Regions from separate parts of the Homo sapiens genome. Here regions 1 and 2 are each linked to region 3. Evidence: read pairs that join two places in POLR2A ChIA-PET (ENCODE). Cell type or tissue: GM12878. All regions are shown on one strand. Links, peaks and the distances in the headings refer to the core of each region. The heading gives the core; the rest is flanking DNA.

Evidence for each region. ChIA-PET counts read pairs that join two places held together with the same protein. Peaks named below come from ENCODE experiments on the same cell type or tissue, not always from the same donor. Only the 100,000 strongest peaks of a DNase experiment are listed, where the experiment ranks them.
Region 1: POLR2A ChIA-PET joins it to region 3 with 8 read pairs; 1 of 35 experiments calls an interaction of 5 or more read pairs at or near these places.
Region 2: POLR2A ChIA-PET joins it to region 3 with 5 read pairs; 1 of 35 experiments calls an interaction of 5 or more read pairs at or near these places.

The regions. Positions count from the first base shown.
Region 1 is chr10:63,203,875-63,210,272 of GRCh38, reverse strand. It overlaps JMJD1C (jumonji domain containing 1C), which reads left to right. Exons shown (of 26, transcript NM_032776.3): 9 at 1,038-1,210; 10 at 1,472-3,678. Among named protein-coding and RNA genes, the nearest start is that of NRBF2, 74 kb to the right of the region's middle. RefSeq lists a silencer at 3,698-3,898. In GM12878, for the core only: no CTCF peak of the experiment used is centred there; a DNase peak (open chromatin) is centred at 2,841; H3K4me3 peaks cover 1,196 bases; H3K27ac peaks cover 2,763 bases.
Region 2 is chr10:62,909,513-62,915,910 of GRCh38, reverse strand. All of the region lies in intron 3 of LOC107984012 (a long non-coding RNA gene), which reads left to right. Among named protein-coding and RNA genes, the nearest start is that of EGR2, 96 kb to the right of the region's middle. In GM12878, for the core only: no CTCF peak of the experiment used is centred there; no DNase peak of the experiment used is centred there; H3K4me3 peaks cover 478 bases; H3K27ac peaks cover 942 bases.
Region 3 is chr10:62,650,376-62,656,773 of GRCh38, reverse strand. It overlaps LOC124902436 (talanin), which reads right to left. Exons shown (of 6, transcript XM_047426120.1): 2 at 1,844-1,931; 3 at 1,293-1,407; 4 at 288-378. It overlaps LOC105378327 (a long non-coding RNA gene), which reads left to right and starts at 1,189. Exons shown (of 3, transcript XR_946002.3): 1 at 1,189-1,348. RefSeq lists enhancers at 769-848, 899-948, 1,189-1,418, 1,266-1,435, 496-1,695 and 2 more and a silencer at 3,864-3,913. In GM12878, for the core only: no CTCF peak of the experiment used is centred there; DNase peaks (open chromatin) are centred at 1,163 and 3,333; H3K4me3 peaks cover 1,606 bases; H3K27ac peaks cover 3,365 bases.

The DNA.
Region 1 (6,398 bases), core at 394-5,393, 550 kb before region 3:
AATTTTGAATGGCATTTTATAGAGCAAAACTTTGTTGTCATTGCCATAATTGATTGCTGTTTAAGATTTCTGGATCTTATAGAACTGAGGCCGTTTGAGACACATATTTGATCCTTATGTGTATATTTATGTATTTTTCTCTTATGTGGGGTTTATGGCTATAGTGTATGTTTTTAATTTCATAGCAGTATATTTTTGGTGTGACATACTGCTTTTGCATTATTTTGAGAAGTAAAACGTATTCCCTTTGTTAGAGAAAATACAAAGGAGGTTGTATTTTCCTGCTATTTGACTATCATCCTATTAACAAATTCATAAAACATGTTCTGGAAGGATGTCAGTGAGTCAGAATATAGAAAAATCCTTAAGCATGTAGTCAGATAGCTGTATGTCTCGATGAAGAGGTTGCTGTCACCTTATATTCAGTCATGAGACAGGCAGCATATTGATGTATAAAATTAACTTTATTAGACTTCTACACCTCCAAGCTTAATGGTGCAACCTTGTTTATAGCTTAGAGTGAAATGGGGAGTGCATTTGGGTTTTGAAATGTAATTATCTGCCAATTGTCAGTAAATTGTTACATTGGAAAAGTTAAATTTTTTGATGACAAAAATTGACAAATGAATTTGGTTATAATTTCTATTTCTGATGAAATGTGTTTTAGGAATAATATTCTGTTTTTACTGTTAGCAATATACTTTTGCTGTTAGAATCAGGAAATCATATAAACTAGGTTCTGTATATGGCATTTATAGTAAATTTAAGGCACTGATTTCAAGATCTGTTTTTAGTAAGATGACAATAAATTATTTAATACTGATTATGATATGGAAAAATCTGTTTAATTATGTTATTATTTGTCTGAATATTTCTCATAAGATGTATTTAGAAAAAGTTACAAGTTTCCCAAAGAAACTGCTATTTGAATGAACTAATAAACCACCAAGATCATACCCAGTTCTACTGTGACACGGTGTTTAGCTTTTTCTAGTAACTGAAATCTAGGTGTTTTTTTTGTTTTGTTTTGTTAATAGAATTCTCCCAGTCCTTGGCTACATCAGCCCACCCCTGTGACCTCAGCAGATGGTATTGGATTACTTAGTCACATTCCTGTCAGACCTTCCAGTGCAGAGCCTCATCGGCCTCTTAAAATTACAGCCCATTCCAGTCCACCATTGACAAAAACTTTAGTAGATCATCATAAGGAGTAAGTTCACCAGTGCTTAAAAATTATAAATACCTTGTTCATAATTTTTCTTAATTTGCCTTTTAAATAGTTAATTTTAAGTTAACACATATCTTAAGATTAGGCTTTGTTCTGTTTTGATATTTCTTCAAATTTATTATAGTATTAGAGTACATGCAAAGATGTCTTTTACTTTCATAATAGAATGATATTGCATAGAAGCTGTCTTTGTATTTTGCAGGAAAAAGTGGTTACAGAAATATTTGTGTATTTTCTTTACAGAGAATTAGAAAGAAAAGCTTTTATGGAACCATTACGGTCTGTTGCATCCACATCAGCCAAAAATGACCTGGATCTAAATAGGTCACAGACTGGAAAAGATTGTCACTTACATAGGCATTTTGTGGATCCAGTATTAAATCAGTTACAGAGGCCACCCCAGGAGACTGGAGAGAGGTTAAACAAATACAAAGAGGAACACCGTCGAATTCTTCAAGAAAGTATTGATGTTGCTCCCTTTACAACTAAAATCAAGGGACTTGAGGGTGAGAGAGAGAATTATTCCAGAGTGGCATCATCATCTTCCAGTCCTAAAAGCCATATCATCAAACAAGATATGGATGTAGAACGCTCAGTATCAGATCTTTATAAAATGAAGCACTCAGTGCCTCAGAGTTTACCCCAAAGTAACTATTTCACTACATTGTCTAATAGTGTGGTCAATGAACCACCAAGATCATACCCATCCAAAGAAGTTTCAAATATTTACGGTGATAAACAGAGTAATGCCCTTGCAGCGGCAGCAGCTAATCCTCAAACTCTGACTTCATTTATAACATCTCTTTCAAAGCCTCCACCTTTGATTAAACACCAACCAGAAAGTGAAGGTTTAGTAGGCAAGATACCAGAACATCTTCCACATCAGATTGCATCTCACTCAGTAACAACCTTCAGAAATGATTGTAGGAGTCCTACCCATTTGACAGTTTCTTCTACAAATACACTCCGCAGTATGCCTGCATTACATAGAGCACCAGTATTTCACCCACCAATCCATCACAGCCTGGAAAGAAAGGAAGGCAGCTATAGTAGTCTTTCCCCTCCAACTTTAACTCCGGTGATGCCAGTAAATGCTGGTGGTAAAGTTCAAGAATCACAGAAGCCTCCAACTCTAATACCCGAACCAAAAGACTCCCAGGCAAATTTTAAGAGTTCTTCAGAACAGAGTTTGACGGAGATGTGGAGACCTAATAATAACCTCAGCAAAGAGAAAACTGAATGGCATGTGGAGAAAAGCAGCGGAAAGTTACAGGCTGCTATGGCATCTGTCATTGTGCGTCCATCTTCTAGTACAAAAACTGATAGTATGCCAGCAATGCAGTTAGCTTCTAAAGATCGTGTTAGTGAAAGATCTTCAGCTGGGGCACATAAAACAGATTGCCTCAAACTAGCAGAAGCCGGAGAAACTGGAAGAATCATTTTGCCAAATGTGAATTCAGACAGTGTTCACACAAAATCTGAAAAAAACTTTCAGGCTGTCTCACAGGGCAGTGTTCCCAGTTCAGTCATGTCTGCTGTAAATACGATGTGTAATACCAAAACGGATGTAATCACATCTGCTGCCGATACTACCAGTGTTTCCAGCTGGGGTGGTTCAGAAGTAATTTCCTCTTTATCAAATACCATTTTGGCCTCTACATCATCAGAATGTGTATCTTCAAAAAGTGTCAGTCAGCCAGTGGCTCAAAAACAAGAATGCAAGGTCAGCACCACAGCACCAGTTACATTAGCCAGTAGTAAGACAGGAAGTGTTGTTCAACCCAGTTCTGGGTTCTCAGGCACAACTGATTTTATCCATTTAAAAAAGCACAAGGCAGCATTGGCTGCAGCTCAGTATAAAAGTAGTAATGCCAGTGAGACTGAACCTAATGCTATAAAAAATCAGACACTTTCAGCCTCCCTTCCTCTGGATAGCACTGTAATCTGTAGTACAATTAACAAAGCAAACTCTGTAGGAAATGGGCAAGCTTCCCAGACAAGTCAACCAAACTACCATACTAAACTGAAAAAGGCCTGGCTCACCAGACACTCAGAAGAAGATAAAAATACTAATAAAATGGAAAATTCAGGGAATTCTGTATCAGAAATTATTAAGCCATGTTCTGTCAACTTAATAGCCTCTACATCTAGTGATATACAAAATAGTGTAGATAGTAAGATCATAGTTGATAAATATGTAAAAGATGATAAAGTCAACAGGAGAAAAGCCAAAAGAACTTATGAATCTGGCTCTGAAAGTGGAGACTCAGATGAAAGTGAAAGCAAGTCAGAGCAAAGGACTAAAAGACAACCTAAGCCAACTTACAAAAAGAAGCAAAATGATTTGCAAAAGAGAAAAGGTGAAATAGAAGAAGATTTGAAACCCAATGGAGTTCTCAGCAGGAGTGCCAAAGAAAGAAGTAAACTGAAGTTGCAAAGCAACAGTAATAGTAAGTCAGTTACTTTGTTTTATCTCAGGTAAAATGGGCTGAATGTTTTAGCTATACTAGTGTGCTGCTTTAAAGATCAGTGAGCTTAAAGGCATCCTTTGTCTTCATTTGCGTGCCTTAGCTTTATGTATATGCTCATTGATCTCATTTCTACATTTCACAAGTAAGTACCCTTTAAGAGGAAATGAGAGAACACTTATTCCTCTATTTTTAAAAGACTTGTAGAAATATATATCTTACCTGACAGTCATTGTAGGTAATTTGCGTAATTTAACGTGGAATTTAGTAGTTACTCGTAATTTTGGCCATTTCTAAGAATTGTCAAAATGCAGTTATGGCTGTCACACCAAAAGTGGATTTGTAATATCAGCTAAGATATTTACCTCTAACAAGATGTAGTCAGGAAAGAAATTCTGCTCACATACACATATTTTGAGGCAAATTTCTAGAAGATAGTTACAGTTGTCCCTGGGTATACCTGTGGGGGATTGGTTCCAGGACGCCCCCACGGATACCAAAATTCACAGATGTGCACATCCCTTATATAAAATAGCATAGTACAGTCATGTGCTGCATAACAACTTTTCAGTCAGTGACAGAATGCACAGCTGGGCACAGTGGCTCACTCCTGTAATCCCAGCACTTTGGGAAGCTGAGGCAGGAGGATCACTTGAGCTGGCGTGGTTGAAGCTGCAGTGAGCCATGATTGCACCACCGCACTCCAGCCTGGGCAACAGAGCAAGACCATGTCTCAAAAAATAAACAAAAAATGATGGAATGTATATATGACAGTGGTCTCATATAAGATCGTAAGACTGTGTTTTTACTATACCTCTTTCTTTGTTCAGATACGTAAATACTTTGTGTTACAATTATCTACAGTATAAAGTACAGTAAATACTGTACGGGTTTGTAAGCTAGGTTTGTGTAAGTACATGCTATGAAGTTCCTACAGTGAGGAAATTGCCTAATAGTGTATGACTATATTTGCATGTAACCTACACACATCCTCCCATATACTTTAAATCATTTCTAGATTCCTTATAATGCCCAACACAACGCTTACACATCACTTCATTTATGCAGGATTGAACATAGTACTCTGCACATGGCAAATTAAAGTTTTGTTTTTTTGGAACTTTGTAGAATATTTTTTCCCCCAAGTATTTTTGATCCATGGTAGGTTGAACCCATGGGTTTGGAACCCACGGTTATGGAGGGCCAATTTTACTTCAGAGTAATATGAATGTGGACTGTATTTCACTCTTATATCATCTGGTGACAAAATTGGAAGCTTATGGAAATTACTATCTATTTAATGCTGCTCATTCAAACAGTCCTTAACAATAGGTAAAAATTAACATAAGGGGAGGCTTGTGGTTTTGTGTATTCATTTCGATGTTAAAGAATTGCCATATTAATAGCTTCACAACTGATTATATATCCTTTGTGGCAACAGCTGGACAAAATAAGAGATACTTAACAGTAATATTCACTATAAAGTGTTTCTATATCATTTTACTCTAGTAGTAGTTTTTCTCAGTTTGCTTATTTCTTTTTAGGTATGTTGCACAATGCAGAAAGCACTTAGTTTCACTATGTCCGTGTGTTCATCCACATACAATATATGAAATATCTGTGACAATGTGGACACTCAAAGTACTTTCACAAGCACTTGGATGCTTGAAGGCTCCCATTTGTGCCTTTTAACTGAATGAGGTTTTCCCACATGCCTGTGTGGAAACCAGAGGCAAAGTGAAGGAGAGGAAAACAGGAGGATGGAATCATAGAAAAGGACAGTCAGAAAGTGAAAGAACAAAGGACAAACTCAACTAGAGCCAGAGACTGACAGACTGAAATGCAAGCATAGTCAGAAGACAGAGAGGGGGATTAACATCGAAGGATACCTGCCATTTACTTGAATATTGGATTATATACAGTGTTGCTTTTTCTTATGTGTTCCCCTTACTCTCCCTCACTACCCCCATGAATTCATAATAGGCTTAGTGTGAGCAATTTAATTGTTTCTCTTCTGTCTTATATGACATTTCCTTTGGTGTTGGGTGTTCAGATACTTGAGTAAAACTTAAAAAACAAAAACAAAAGATAGGTACCTTCCAGGTTTTAATGCCTAGAAAACTCTTGTGAAGTTAAATTTATGAAATTAAGTGTTAGTGAAATACGTATTCTCTTTTCATCTTGAGACGAATATACATATTCACATGTAAGAGTTCTAAGAAAAGGGCCAGAATGAGTGCCTTTTTTTCCCCCAGGTTGTAATGTTTAGTCAAATCTCCCCTGCTTGGTAACTAGCATGTAGCTTTAGAGAGGCTGTTTTATGACCCATTTGTTCACCAAGTCCAAAGTAATATTAAGTCAATATTAGATGTCATCTATTAATTGTGGACAGAGTTGACTTGCTTTTGTTCTAGGCTACCTAGAAAAGTTTTTTTTTTCTTAAATATTTTTTAGAGACAGTCTCCCTACATTGCCCAGACTGGAGTGCAGTGGATATTCACAGGTGTAACCATAGTGCACAGCAGCCTCCAACTCCTGGGCTCAGGCAATCCTCCTGCCTCAGTCTCCTGAGCACAGAAAAGTTCTTTAAGTTGGGAGTTTTCATAAGTCAGGGAACTTCTAAATATTAATGGATTATCTACTTCATGGATTAAATAATGTCTATTTTCTTTCTATTGTTTAGTAGAATTGTCATCAGTCAT
Region 2 (6,398 bases), core at 671-5,670, 260 kb before region 3:
AAGGCAGGGAAAATAAAAATAATTCTTGTTTTCTTATAATTTCATCTGATTCATCACTGCATCAAGGTGAGCTCGCTAATCTTAGATCTCAGATCTCCAGGGCATGGGCCCAGCCCTCTTTGATACAGAGCTATGAAGGCTGTCCAGCTTTGGTAGCAATCTCAATGGCATGTTTTTGTTGGACCATTTAAAAAATGACACAGTCCCCATTGGAGCTTGCACCTGTGTGTTTGTCTACCTTCTGCTGTATCTCCTTAATAGGGGAGGCAGGTAGTCTACCTGTTTAGAATGAGTTCAGGCTACGTAGTCTACACAGCATCAAGATATGGAATGTGTAGTTCACAATTCACTTTTGCCTGAATTATTTGTGTAATTGTGGAATGGGTTAGAAAGGGCATTTTAAAGAGTTATTCTTGGCTGTGGTAGGCTTTGTTCAATGGAAACATGTTTGGCTCTGTGTGAGCTGGCCTAACAGAGAAGTCATGGACAACATCCTCTTTCTTAGGAAAGCTTTCAACTGAAGAGTACTGCAAAAATCTTGGGGACACAGAGCCAAATGAAGCTGTTGACCCAGGGTTGGCCATCACAAGTGTTTTGTAGCCAAGGAAAAATTTGCCTGGGATCAAGATGCTTAGCAGGACTCCTGAGAGTGCCAGAAAGGAGACTGGAAATTAGTAGAAGTTGCTTCTGTTTTTGAGAAGGGCCCTTCTGTGTTTACATAATACAGAGTTTTTGAAATAGAAACCCCTGGCCAGAAAGTTAGAGGCCAAGAGAAGAAATAGAAATTAAATGAAATTCTTCCTTCGGCCTCCCCCTCATCTCTGTAAAAATAGACAGAGACTTCCTTTTCCACTTACAGATGGGGAGGGCACTGTTTTGCAGTTAGAGCTGAGTTGTGAGGTTGAGGCAAGCTGGGTTGGTGTTCGAAGAGAATTACCATCTCTTCGAATTGAAACCCATACCCTAAAGGGTCTTTGGATTGGGAAATAGTGCAACCTCCCCATGCATAAGAGTAGGAGGCACTCCATTTAACTCTAGAACACCATTTTTTGGCAAGCCTAGCATCTAGGCTTAACTTAGCTACACCCTTCTCCTACTTTATTAGAAGCTGGGCATTGAAACTTATCCCTGCCACCTACTAGAGAGAGAGCAAAGAGTATCAGAATGGTCTTTTGAAGGATCTGGTATATTCAAGAGACAAACGCACAGTTTTGTTTTCATTCATTCACTTGCTTAATAAACATTTATTCAACTTCTGCCTCTCCTAATCTGTGTGATTTGCCATGTTTGTGGAGAATGGAATATGAAATTACTGAGTCTTGGCCATCCACGATCTTTCACACTAGGCAGGGAGATAAGACAGACCCACAAATAATGATAATAAGCAGTGAAATGTAACAAGCTCCTCAAGAAAGACGGAATGAAAGGTTATAGAAATTCAGATTAGAGGAGGACCTAGCTGAGCTGAGGAGGGAAGGCTTCATGGTGGAAGTGACAGTAGGAATGATGAAGAGTAGAATTCCAGGTGGTGAACTGCACATGCAAAGGCATTAAGGCCACAAAGCATGGAGGTATGTTTGGAAAATAATGAGGCCTCTAGTTGGAGGTAATGTAGAGGATGAGTTGAGGGTAATAGGCACTAAGACTGAATGGAAACTTTCAAATGCCAGAAGAACCTGGAATGTAAGGTAGGAGAACAATGAAGAATCACTGAAGATTTCACAGAATGAAAACAAACTATGCTGTAGAAAAATTTATCTAGTAGACGGGTTTAGAAGGTGAGATAAGAAAGGGGAGGTAATTCAAGAAGTAATTAAAACAGTCTGGGCTATAGACAATGGAAGTCATGAAGAGGAGTGGGAGAGTAAGAGGAAGAGGAAGAGGCAGTAGAAACACAATGAGAAGGCAGAGAGGAGACACCATGGCACTAATGTGGCAGCTGATCAGATATGGGGTAGGTAAGGTAGAACACCTGTCAAAGATGACTGAGGATTTTTAGCTTGGTTGTAATTCCCCACTGGGTAATGATCTCGACTGTTTCTGTTTAGGGAGAAGGGTTTAAGAGAAAACTGATTGCTAGGATGAATTTGTCCAGGGCTTATACCTGGGAGCTATAATGATCTCCAAAGCAGTAGCCTCAGAAAATATATTGAGGGCTACACTGTGATGGAACTTTTTTGAGGGTGACAAATACAGAGAATGTGCAAGGCAGAAAATACCTGCTTTCAGTGAGCTTACAGTTGGAGAGGCAAGAATAGCACGAACAAATAACGCCACACTCTATAAGAAAGAATATAATGAATGGATTAATTATGTATTCAAGATTGTGAATTATACAGACATTTAGGAGCAAAGAAGAGCAATGAAACAAGTGGGGCTTCTTGGAGGAAATGTTACATAAGGTGTTGGGATTTGGAGGGAAGGAAGAGAGAAGTAGGAGAACAACGCAAATAAAGGCAGAGTGCTGGGGGTGGACAGTGGTGTTTATGAGGGACTGAACAGACTAACCTGGACATCTCTTCTACAGGAACTTAGAAAAGTTCTCAGTCATCTGAGGGGTATGAAGGGTGCAGGGGAAAGCAAACATTGAGCAAGATTCACAATAGGAGCATGCAAATATTATGCGCTACTCATATCAGTGGTGCATAATATTTGCATGCTTCTATTGTGAATGTCGACTATTAATGTAACCATATAATATTACTCTTTTGGGGTGATGGGGGAAGGAAAGTTGGGTGTGTGTGTATGAAAGAGCAAAGTTCCTATCTTCTTTGGCAGGGAACCAATAAATAATGCTTAAAATTAATACATCAAGAAATGGCATTGTAAGCACACCTACAAACATAGAAATGCCTAGGGAGGCAAGAGCTGCATGAGGTGAGGGTGGTTGCCTCTGGGGCAGGAGGATTGGGTTAAAGTGGGGCAGAGGGCTGCGAATATTAATTATATGATGTGGATTTAAAAACTAAGTATAGTGTTATAGTTTTTGAAAAAAAGAATGGAATTTTAAAATGCTGATCTGATTTCATCCTGAGGTGATGATTGGAGTGCATAAGTAAGACAGGACACCTGGGCCCACTGTGCTGCCTTTGATGGGGAGCCTAGGATGATTTCCTGGGAAGGTCCAAGGCTGTCTCAGCCAAGCTTGCTCCCTGGTTTTTCCACCTTCCTGGGGGGGTCCTCCAAACTCAGCTCTCTCAGGCCCCTTTCCTTTTTAAACACTGCCTTAGCTTTCCATCTGGGTTCTTCCCTCCATCTGGTCCGAGGCAGCTGGGCGGCAGCATCCACAGCAGCTCACTTCATTGATGGCCCCATGGAAACAAGCTCCAAACTTTCATTTCGTCCTACTGCAAATTATTAACAGGATGTTTCCTGTTCATGTTTATTAGCAATGGGCTAATAAAAATGATAACTGTGAGAAAGGGATAAAGTTGAATCTATCTTACAGAGTTCTTACCCTCCTGGTCTCGGGCTGTGGTTCCTAATTCCATTGTCCATTTCTAATGATCTGGTCTGGACTTGATTGTCCCATTTTTATTCCAGATGGCTCATCCAGCCAAGAAAAGAAAAAAACAAAATCCCGGGCAAGAACCGTTAAGTGTCACAAGTGGATGATTTGCATTTCTGGGGATCCCCCAGATAGGGGAAACCTATTTAAGTGAATGCTTGTTCTATAAAAGAATTGTTCTTCTCTTTCCAGACTAAAAATAATCATCAGAGTTCTCAGTTTATTTTGAACATATCTTCCTCCAAGCTTCTCAACTTCCTGTACTCAGCCCCCCTCCAAAAAAGAAAAATAAAGTTCTTTAGCCTCTCCAGATCTGGGGGAAGGCAGCAGCAAAGGTACATTAAAGTGGGAGACTTGGAAATTCACCTCAGCTCTGCATCTTTATCAGGGAGCCTTCCCGGGCCTGCAGCCAGGTCAGAGCTGTATCATCAGTCTGAGTAGGAAATCCATGAAAGATGATTTCACCTACCCTGATCTTCATCATTCCCCAAGAGCCCTTTCCCTTCAAAAGTCCCTGCTTTCAATCCTAGGTTTCTGCTGGGAAAGCAAAAGGTTTTCTTTTCGTCTTTCCGCTCCCTCTTCCTTCTGTTTAGAGCAACACAGCTCCAACTCCTCGCTCTGGGGCATTCCAGTTAACAAAGAACCTTTGTCTCTGGCAGATCCTCAGAAATGGGGCCTTCTGATAGGCTGGCTTGTTAGTGATCGAAAGCCCCAGGCACTCAGGTGGCCCAATGTCTTTATCTAGCTTTTTCATAGCCAACGATCAGTGATAAATGGGACATAAATATTCAGCAATAACCAATAAAAGCCCACACTGATTTCTCAGTCATTGGGAACCGCCCCCCTCCCCCATTTCTGAATAGCATCCACTTTTATCTCAAAAAGGCGCCAACAGTTTAGGAACCAAACTTTGTTAGTGTCCTCAGGCTAGGACTCTGGCCGCATCCTGGGCCTCTTAGGATCTGCACAGAAAAGCTTGAGGGAGTTAGGACAGTCCTCTCATCTCCCCTGGGGTTGCAAGCATTTTTGCTTTGTTTGTTTTCTAGTTCTGTAGAGTGAGTGAAGGAAGCAGGGAAAGGAGTCCCAGCACAATAGCCAGCCCTCCAAAGGCCCTGGGCTCCACACCGAAACGAACATGGAGGGAGGTAGCTGTGAGAAGGGGAGATATCCTGGCTACCTACGTGGTTCCTTGCTTCTTGTAGCTTTCTAATAGTTTGTAGCTGGTTCTGGCAGCACCCAGAGCAGAACAGTGGGAGGAACTGGGCACCTCCAGAGATATCCTCACTGATTTCTGGTTGCCATGTATCCAGTCACTGCTCATGCCAATGGAGAAGGCCTCAGGAAGAAGCTTCAGAGACTGGAGTGAACCGGACTGGCCTTGGTCACCGGCAGCTTCATCCTGCTGCGAAGGCCACCAGTAGAGGAAAAGATAGAGGGAGAGGAGTCTCTGCAGCAGAGCTTCTTCCAAAATATGGGTCCACAGGCTAATGAGGACCTCTCTGGTACTACTCTCCCCAGGCTCTTTATGAACATAAAGATGGCAACAACAGACACGGGGGACTACTATAGGTGGGGGAGGGAGTGGGACAAGGGTTGAAATCCTACCTGCTGGGTACTGTGCTCACTACCTGGGTGACAGGATCAATCATACTTCAAGCCTCAGCATCATGCAATCGACCCAGGTTACAAACCTGCACATGTACCCTCTGAATCTAAAAGAAAAGTTAAAATTATATGAAAAAAAGATTATGTTTTTCTAGTCTAGGTGGATGATCAGATGGCTCCTCTCTTTCCTAACAGCATTTACAGCCCTTCAATGTGGGCCATGTGAGACACTGGTCTGAGAAGAACTTTATGAATTATATCTCCTGGGAGCACTCTGAACTACTTAGTTTCCATTCCCAGAGTGAAACACACACACCTGTTTGGATTGCCATCTTTACCCTCCCTTTCAGCCTGGATTCCTAGGAGGTACCATTCGCATTTGGGAGAAACTGTCTGCCCCTTGTGGGGAAGCTCTTGCCTCCTTGAAGAGACAAACCCAATTTTATCCCTTCTGAACCATTGCAAGTTTTCTGCCAGTTGTGTAAACTACAAATGTCTTAGAAATATTAGCCCGGAAGTTGTTTTTTTTGGTTTGTTTTTGTTTTTGTTTGTTTTAATTCCCCAGCAGTTTACACAGTTTTGAGAACAGTTGTTTTTTTTGCACAAGCTCATGTTTGGAGATTCAGAAGCTCTTGGCTATCAATCATACTACTTTATTCCCAAGTCTTTCCACAGTGTTGAGGCTTCAGAGCTGAGTTCCTTCTGAGTTACTCTGGACTAAATTTCATCAGTCAGCCACTGCCTCTTCAACATCTTTGTATCTAGTCTTCTCCTTCTCCTTAGGAAATGTCTTGACTTCAGCTTATTTTTCTAATAAGAAATGGGACAGTGTCGCTGGTGACTCAGAGAGGAAAGGAGAAATCCAAACTCCTTTAGCCTTGTGCACAGAAACTGAAGTTTTAGAGGAATAGTTGGGTAGGTTTTTTTAATGGGCCATTGGTTTTTCTCTCCTTGAGTCTTGTCTCTTTGCCATCTTTGTCTTCTCTCCTTCCATCCTCAGCAGAGTTACTGAAAGTCTAACTAAACTTAGCCCCTTATGGCTGGGTAATTTGGAGAAATGTTGCCTTCTGGCATTTTACTTTTGTGAAATAAATGGGCTCAATGAATAACTGGTATATTCTAAGTCATAAATTAATTTTTTTCTCTTTGTTTTCTTCGCTTTTCTTCTTCGTTAAAAAAACCCCTTTTGTTCCTTTAAGAAAGAGGACATATTTAGGAAGTGTTCTGGCCTACCAATCGTTTAGTATTTATTTGAAGGCTGAATTACCAGGATTAATGCTATAGA
Region 3 (6,398 bases), core at 793-5,792:
TTCCCTGCATGAGACCAGAAAATTTCAGCTTTTGCCCCAGGCAAGGGAATAAATACAGTTAGAACATGTTTCCCATTTGAGGCAGTGGGCCACTTCTCCCCTAGACCACAGAGGGCCCACCTCTCTGTCTCCTCTTAAGAATTCAAGAGGCTTACCAGCCTGGGAGGCTGGGACCACCCAGATGGAGATGAAGTGAACTTTCAGCAGAAAGAGGGAAGCACCTGGAAAATACCTGGATTCTGCTTTGAGTGGAAATGCAGAGACAACCACATGTTTTGGACACCCACCTCTCAAAGTCCTGGAGTCCTAAGACGTCCTTCTCATTGTGATGAAAAGTCCCTCCACAAAAGGGAAATAGCACCCAAATTTGGCTAAATCCTGAAACAGAATTAAATGACCACATTGAATTCTCATGATAAGTCTTTGAGGAAGATGTCATCATCATCCCCAATTAAAAATTTTATATTTTTACTTTATTTTATTTTATTTTTGAGATGGAATCCTGCTCTGTCACGCAGGCTGGAGTGCAGTGGTGCAATCTCAGCTCACTGCAACCTCGGCCTACTGTGTTCAAGTGATTCTCCTACCTCAGCCTCTCAAGTAGCTGAGACTACAGGTATGCGCCACCACACCCAGCTAATTTTTGTATTTTTAGTAGAGAAGGGGTTTCACCATGTTGGTCAGGCTGATCCTGAACTCCTGACCTTAAGTGATCTGCCCACTTTGGCCTCCCAAAGTGCTGGGATTACAGGCATGAACCAATGTACCTGGCCTCAATTCAAAATTTTAAACTGAGGCTCAGAGAGGCTGAGTATCCTGACTGAGGTCACACAGCTTCTAAGTGATAGAATGGGGATTTGAACCCAGGGAGCCCAACTCCAGCCTGAGGGATTGAGAAAGAGTGAGCTCCAATTCAGGGTGTCATCTTCCCATCCTCCACTCCACCTTTTTAAGCCTCATCTGAAAATATCATGCAAGATCACCTTTACCACACAGAGGAGAGGAAGAAACAAATAAATATGGGGGAGGAGGAAATGGAAAATAGAACTCCCACTGGGGTCTAGCTATTAATATGTCTGCCCTGTTCTGACACTTGAATAGGTCTGGTTCTGAGTCTGCTACTGAAAGGAACCAAAAATGACCTTGAATTGAAACTCCTGCATAGGGAGGTGCCGTGATGAGCTCGGAGAGACCACAGCACGACTCTGCAAGTGTATTCAGCACAACGTCACGGTTGCTTCCAGTTGGCCAGGGGGATGCTGATGAGGTGGTTTCCAGATCTGATGAATTACCTGACTGCCAACGCCAAACTTGGGTTTTCCTCTCTGCAGGATGGAGAGGTTGGAAGGTGAGATGGTCTTTCCAAGGGGGAGCCTGTTTCATCAGTGGCTTCTTTAGATGTGTTGACTTTGTGGAAGAACCCCAGTTAACAGGAACATAGGGAGGGGTTTTCTTCAGTAAGTACCAATGTCAGCCAATCCCTTACCTCTTTAATCTCATCTCCCATTGTTTTCTCTGCTTTTTCTGCCTCAGCACACTGGCTTTTTACTGTCCCTGGAATATGCAAGGCACACTCCTGCCTCAGGGCCTTTGCATGTGCTCTTTCTGCTGCCTGAAACCTTTCCCCCAGATACTCCCATGGCTTGCTTCCACTCCTCTCATGCCTTTCCTCAAATGTCCTCTTCTGAGTGAGACCTTCCCTAGTTATCTGTTCTAGCAACAATTGCATTGTCAACTCCACCTCCCTCAACATGCACACATACACATTCTCACTCCCCTTCCAGCTTAGTTTTCTTGTTAGCGCACTCCACCTTACAATCTCCTATGCATAATACTGACTTACCTTGTTTTTGACTGTCTCCCTTAGCTGAAGGTAAGCTCCGTGCAGGCAAGGATTTTTATCTGTTTGGTTCCTCTCTGTATTCCAGCACCTAGAATAATAAGTAGCTAGTGCTCAATAACAACATGTTGATCCATGCGCAGTGGCTCACGCCTGTAATCCCGGCACTTTGGGAGGCCGAGGTGGGCGGATCACCTGAGGTCAGGCATTTGAGACCAGCCTGGCAAACATGGTGAAACCACGTCTCTACTAAAAATACAAAAATTAGCCGGGCACATGCCTGTAATCCCAGCTACTCAGGAGGCTGAGGCAGGAGAATTCCTTGAACCCGGGAGGTGGAGGTTGCAGTGAGCCAAGATCATGCCACTGCACTCCAGTCTGGGTGACAAGAGTGAGACTCTGTCTTGAAAAAAAAAAAATTGTTGAACGCGCAAATGAATGAATTTATTAATCCTAGCCCTGAGATTTAGTAACCAGGCAGGCTGTAAAGAGTTAGTTAACTTCCTTTCTAAGCTTCATTTCTGCAACCATAAATTTAGAATGAGAATTCCTATTCTCCTTGTGAGCTGTGCTTTTTCAACAGGATTACAAAAGGGCACACCCAGCACAGTACTCATACGGACTCAGTAAGAACTGGCTTAATGACTGTGCGTTCAGTGAAAGAATTACCAATAACAGTGGCAAGCGTTTGTAGAGTATTTCTATGAGCCAGGCACTGTTCTAAGCATGTATGTTTATTAACCCATTTAATCTTTACAACATCCTGAAATGTATGTGCTATTATCATCATCATCCTAGCTTTAAAAATAAAGAAACTGCAGGGGTAACTTTCTCAAGGCCACATGACTAATAAATCACAGAGCCTGGATTTGAACTCAAGCCCAACTATCTCCAACATCCATATCTTACCCACTTCAGCATACTGCTTCCCTATAGCAAGAAGATGTAATTTACATAACAGAGGCACAGGAAATTCCATTTAAGTCATGAAACCTCCTATTTACAAATTTGAGTTTTTAAACTTGTAAGATGTCTTCTGGGATCAAATGTGATGATAATTCAATTTCTAAATCAACTGGAACAGATGGAGGCCAAATTGTATTTAACTCCAAGCCATGCAATATCTTTGGCCATGAAATGCTACCATTGTGGAGATGTTTGTAAATTATGTTTTATTTAGACACACTCTGTATGAACATATATAAGACACAGTTTTAAATAGACAGCAGTGTCATTTAGTTTCCAAAGCTGAGTGGAAATAAAAACCAGGGCCATGTAGACACACCCTAAACCTAGCACCTGCTTTTGAGGCTGCTTCAAATAATATCATCCTGATTTTTCTTGTGAATTGGCTTCGATCACTTGTGATTCCTGTGCATCTAGCATGTCTCATAACCGGCAGTCATTCATAGCCTATTTTAAGTGTGAGCATTCAAATGCTAGGTTTCGTTCATGAGCGACAACTCAGGCCATCTTCTCTGTTCACGGTGCTGGCTCTACAAGTCACTGCACACTCAACAGGGAGGTGCATGCACACAAACTTTCCAAATCGTCTTTAAAGGTTTTCAGTTCCCTTTTTTCTTTTTTTGGTTTCTATTGCCTTCCCAGTAATGGCTAAGACATTGCCAGTTTGTCTTGCTTCTTGTGATTTCTCCAGATGGCCTTATGGCCCAGGAGATCAGTTGGGACCAGGTGTTAATATCCCACTGATTTTAATCTGGCTTTTATTTTTTGTTGCAAGAAACAGAAATCTATTCAAGCCAACTCAAGACAAAGGGATTTCACATATTGCATTACATTACATTATTTTTAAATGGTAAATCCAAGAGCAGGAGCCATATCAGACCCTGGCCTTAAGGAATCCAGAACTCGAAGATGCTTCTAGATTCAAGGAAGCTCCCAGGTCTTCCACAGTAGGAGTTCATGGATGTTTGATTTCTATGTTTAAGCAACAAATGCCATGTCTTCTTCTGCTCCCTGTACTAACTGATGGTTATTTGTTTGTTTCAAGTTCAGGGCCCTAGGAGAGAATCTGATTGGTCCAGTCCATCTTTCAAAGTAGTCTGCACCTCTCTCTTCAGCATATGGGTTGTCTGCCATTGGCTCAGGTGCCCTGCCAGGGCCAATCATCTATGGATAGAGGAAGTGGGGCACTGGGTACTGAGTATGGCTTCCTGGGCCTGTCCCTTCAGCAGAAAGTGTGGGCAGGATGGGTACCCTCAGAAGAGGCTGTAGGTGGGTTGGCACAGTATTGACCTTTCCACAATACCATTGTGCAAGACACTGATGTCATATAGCCAAGACATGTAGTGGTGTATCAAGGTAAGATGATATTGTATTGACAAAGATACAAATGCAACTCAGAAAGACATCTACAAAGCCACATGCATGTATCTTTGCAATTGGCATGCTTAAAACATGAAACAAATACCATTATTCCTTTGTGATATGTTTTATCTAAAAATATTTATTCTTTTGCCCAAGTTCAGCTGTCAAACTCCATGGCTTTCTCAGGCAGGGCCTCCCAGTTTTGGTGAGCAAACTGCATTCAGCACAATTTCAGCCTGTGCCGTTCACAGAGATTACAATGGGATGACTAAACTGTAGCCACATTAACCTTTGCAGTTGCCAGCCAGTTATTGAGGTTTTGTTGTGATCGAGCTAGTGAAAACCTATTGGATTTGTTATCACCATTGACTCAGTGTCTATAATGCTTTGGGCTACAGCTTTAAACATAGGCTGAATGAATACCCACATAACTTCAGAGGTCCCATATGTCAAATATATTATGCACATGTTGTTGGTGATCTCTCCTTTGAAGACTGGCCCACTTCCACCTGGGGTCCCTGTAGAACAATGGCTCTATGATGGGACATTTTGACTGAGGTAGGAATGTTAAGGAGCATGAGTTGCGATCCAGGACTGGATGCCTTGCTGCAATGTGTGTGAAGGTTGTGGTGGGGGCGGGGGAGAGGAGCTGCTGATATAAAGGCAGAAAGCATGGCAAACTTGGCCTGCATGACAGTTCTGGTGAATGAAAACCCCTAGACAAAGACCAAATACCTGGGTTCGAGGTAACTGTCTTGAGAAAATTCACTACTGATGGTGGCATCGGTGATCTGCATTTGTATGAACTGCAGTCTCTATTTTTGAGTTCTCAGCAGAAACCATTCTCTCTTGTCACCTGAGGTGCACAGCTTTCTAGGTGTGTTTTTCTTGTGCCCCATATCACTTTCTGTCTATATTTTTAAAATATCTACCTGATTTTTCTTTGCCCTTGGATGAAAATTTCTTTTAAGACAAAATCATTGTCTGATTCATCCTGGTGTTCCTGCTATGGCTTGGAACATGGTAGGCATTCAATAAATATTTGTGGGATGAATGATAGTAAGAACCTAAATTGTCGTTTGAGTCACCAAATTGACCGTGATCCATGTTGTGCTCTCTGCTCAGTGGCAGTATTTGGCACAGGGGAATGTCTGAGATGGCATCATTGCCAATCAAAGCTATTTTCAGGGTCAAGTATAATTTTGCAAATATCTCTAAAATAGTTACTGTGAAAACACCATCAATATATCTTGTAATATGTGAAAGGGTGTACAGGCTCCATTGATTACCAGAACAAAGATGGAATTCCTAAGGACAGACCAGGAAAGTTCTTTGAGTGAAGACAAAGAGAAGGAGGAAGATGTAGAAGAGGAGGAAGAGGAGTAGGAGAGGAGGATAATAGCTGGCATTTATTGACAGTTTGTTATGTGCCAGGCCTTGTCATAAGCACTTTGTATGTATTAACTCATTTAATACTCACAGAAGCCCTATGGGGAAGATACCATCATCCCGTTTTGCAGATGAGTCCGGTGCAAAATAGGGCAAGTTGCCTTTCAGTCCACACAGTCTGCTTTGCAGGACTCCTTGGACTGCACTTCTCCTGGGGTCTTCCTCTCTCCCTCTCTTTCTGTTCCTTGGCCTTCTAAGGAGGCCTTGGGTAGTCAAGGTGATCATTGTAATTTCATCTTAGGGGGCCATTCTGGCTCTTTACTGGTCTCTTGAAGGTAAGACTAGATCTTCAATATTTTTCAAAATAGAGTGTCTGTAAAATGGAGAAATCCATTTCTTGCTGATATTTAGTGCTCTGAGAGCATTAACACTGATGTAGTATTTTTTCAAAACAAAACAAAATCCTCCATCACAGGTTTGAGAATGGGAAGAGATGAAGCGGGAGGAAGAGTCAGACAGCCGTGACCTGCCACAACTGTGTGAGTAACCACTACAACAGTCACTGTGTCTGCCTGGGCAGATCCATTCTTCCAGTCTTGCCAGATGAAGGCATTCACTGCCTTGAATCTGCTCTGACTTTCAAAGACACTACTCTAAAAGCTTCAATATTTCTTGGCTAAACAACAGCCACTTCCCAGGAAGGTCTCCTTATTTCCCATCTGTTTTGATTGTTGACATTTTGGTTTGGCAATAGGGAAAGCCTCCTCACCAGAAGCTGGAGCCCATGTCTAAGGCAGAGAAACTAAGTCAATGGCAGAAAGGTTAGATTTGTTCCTAACAG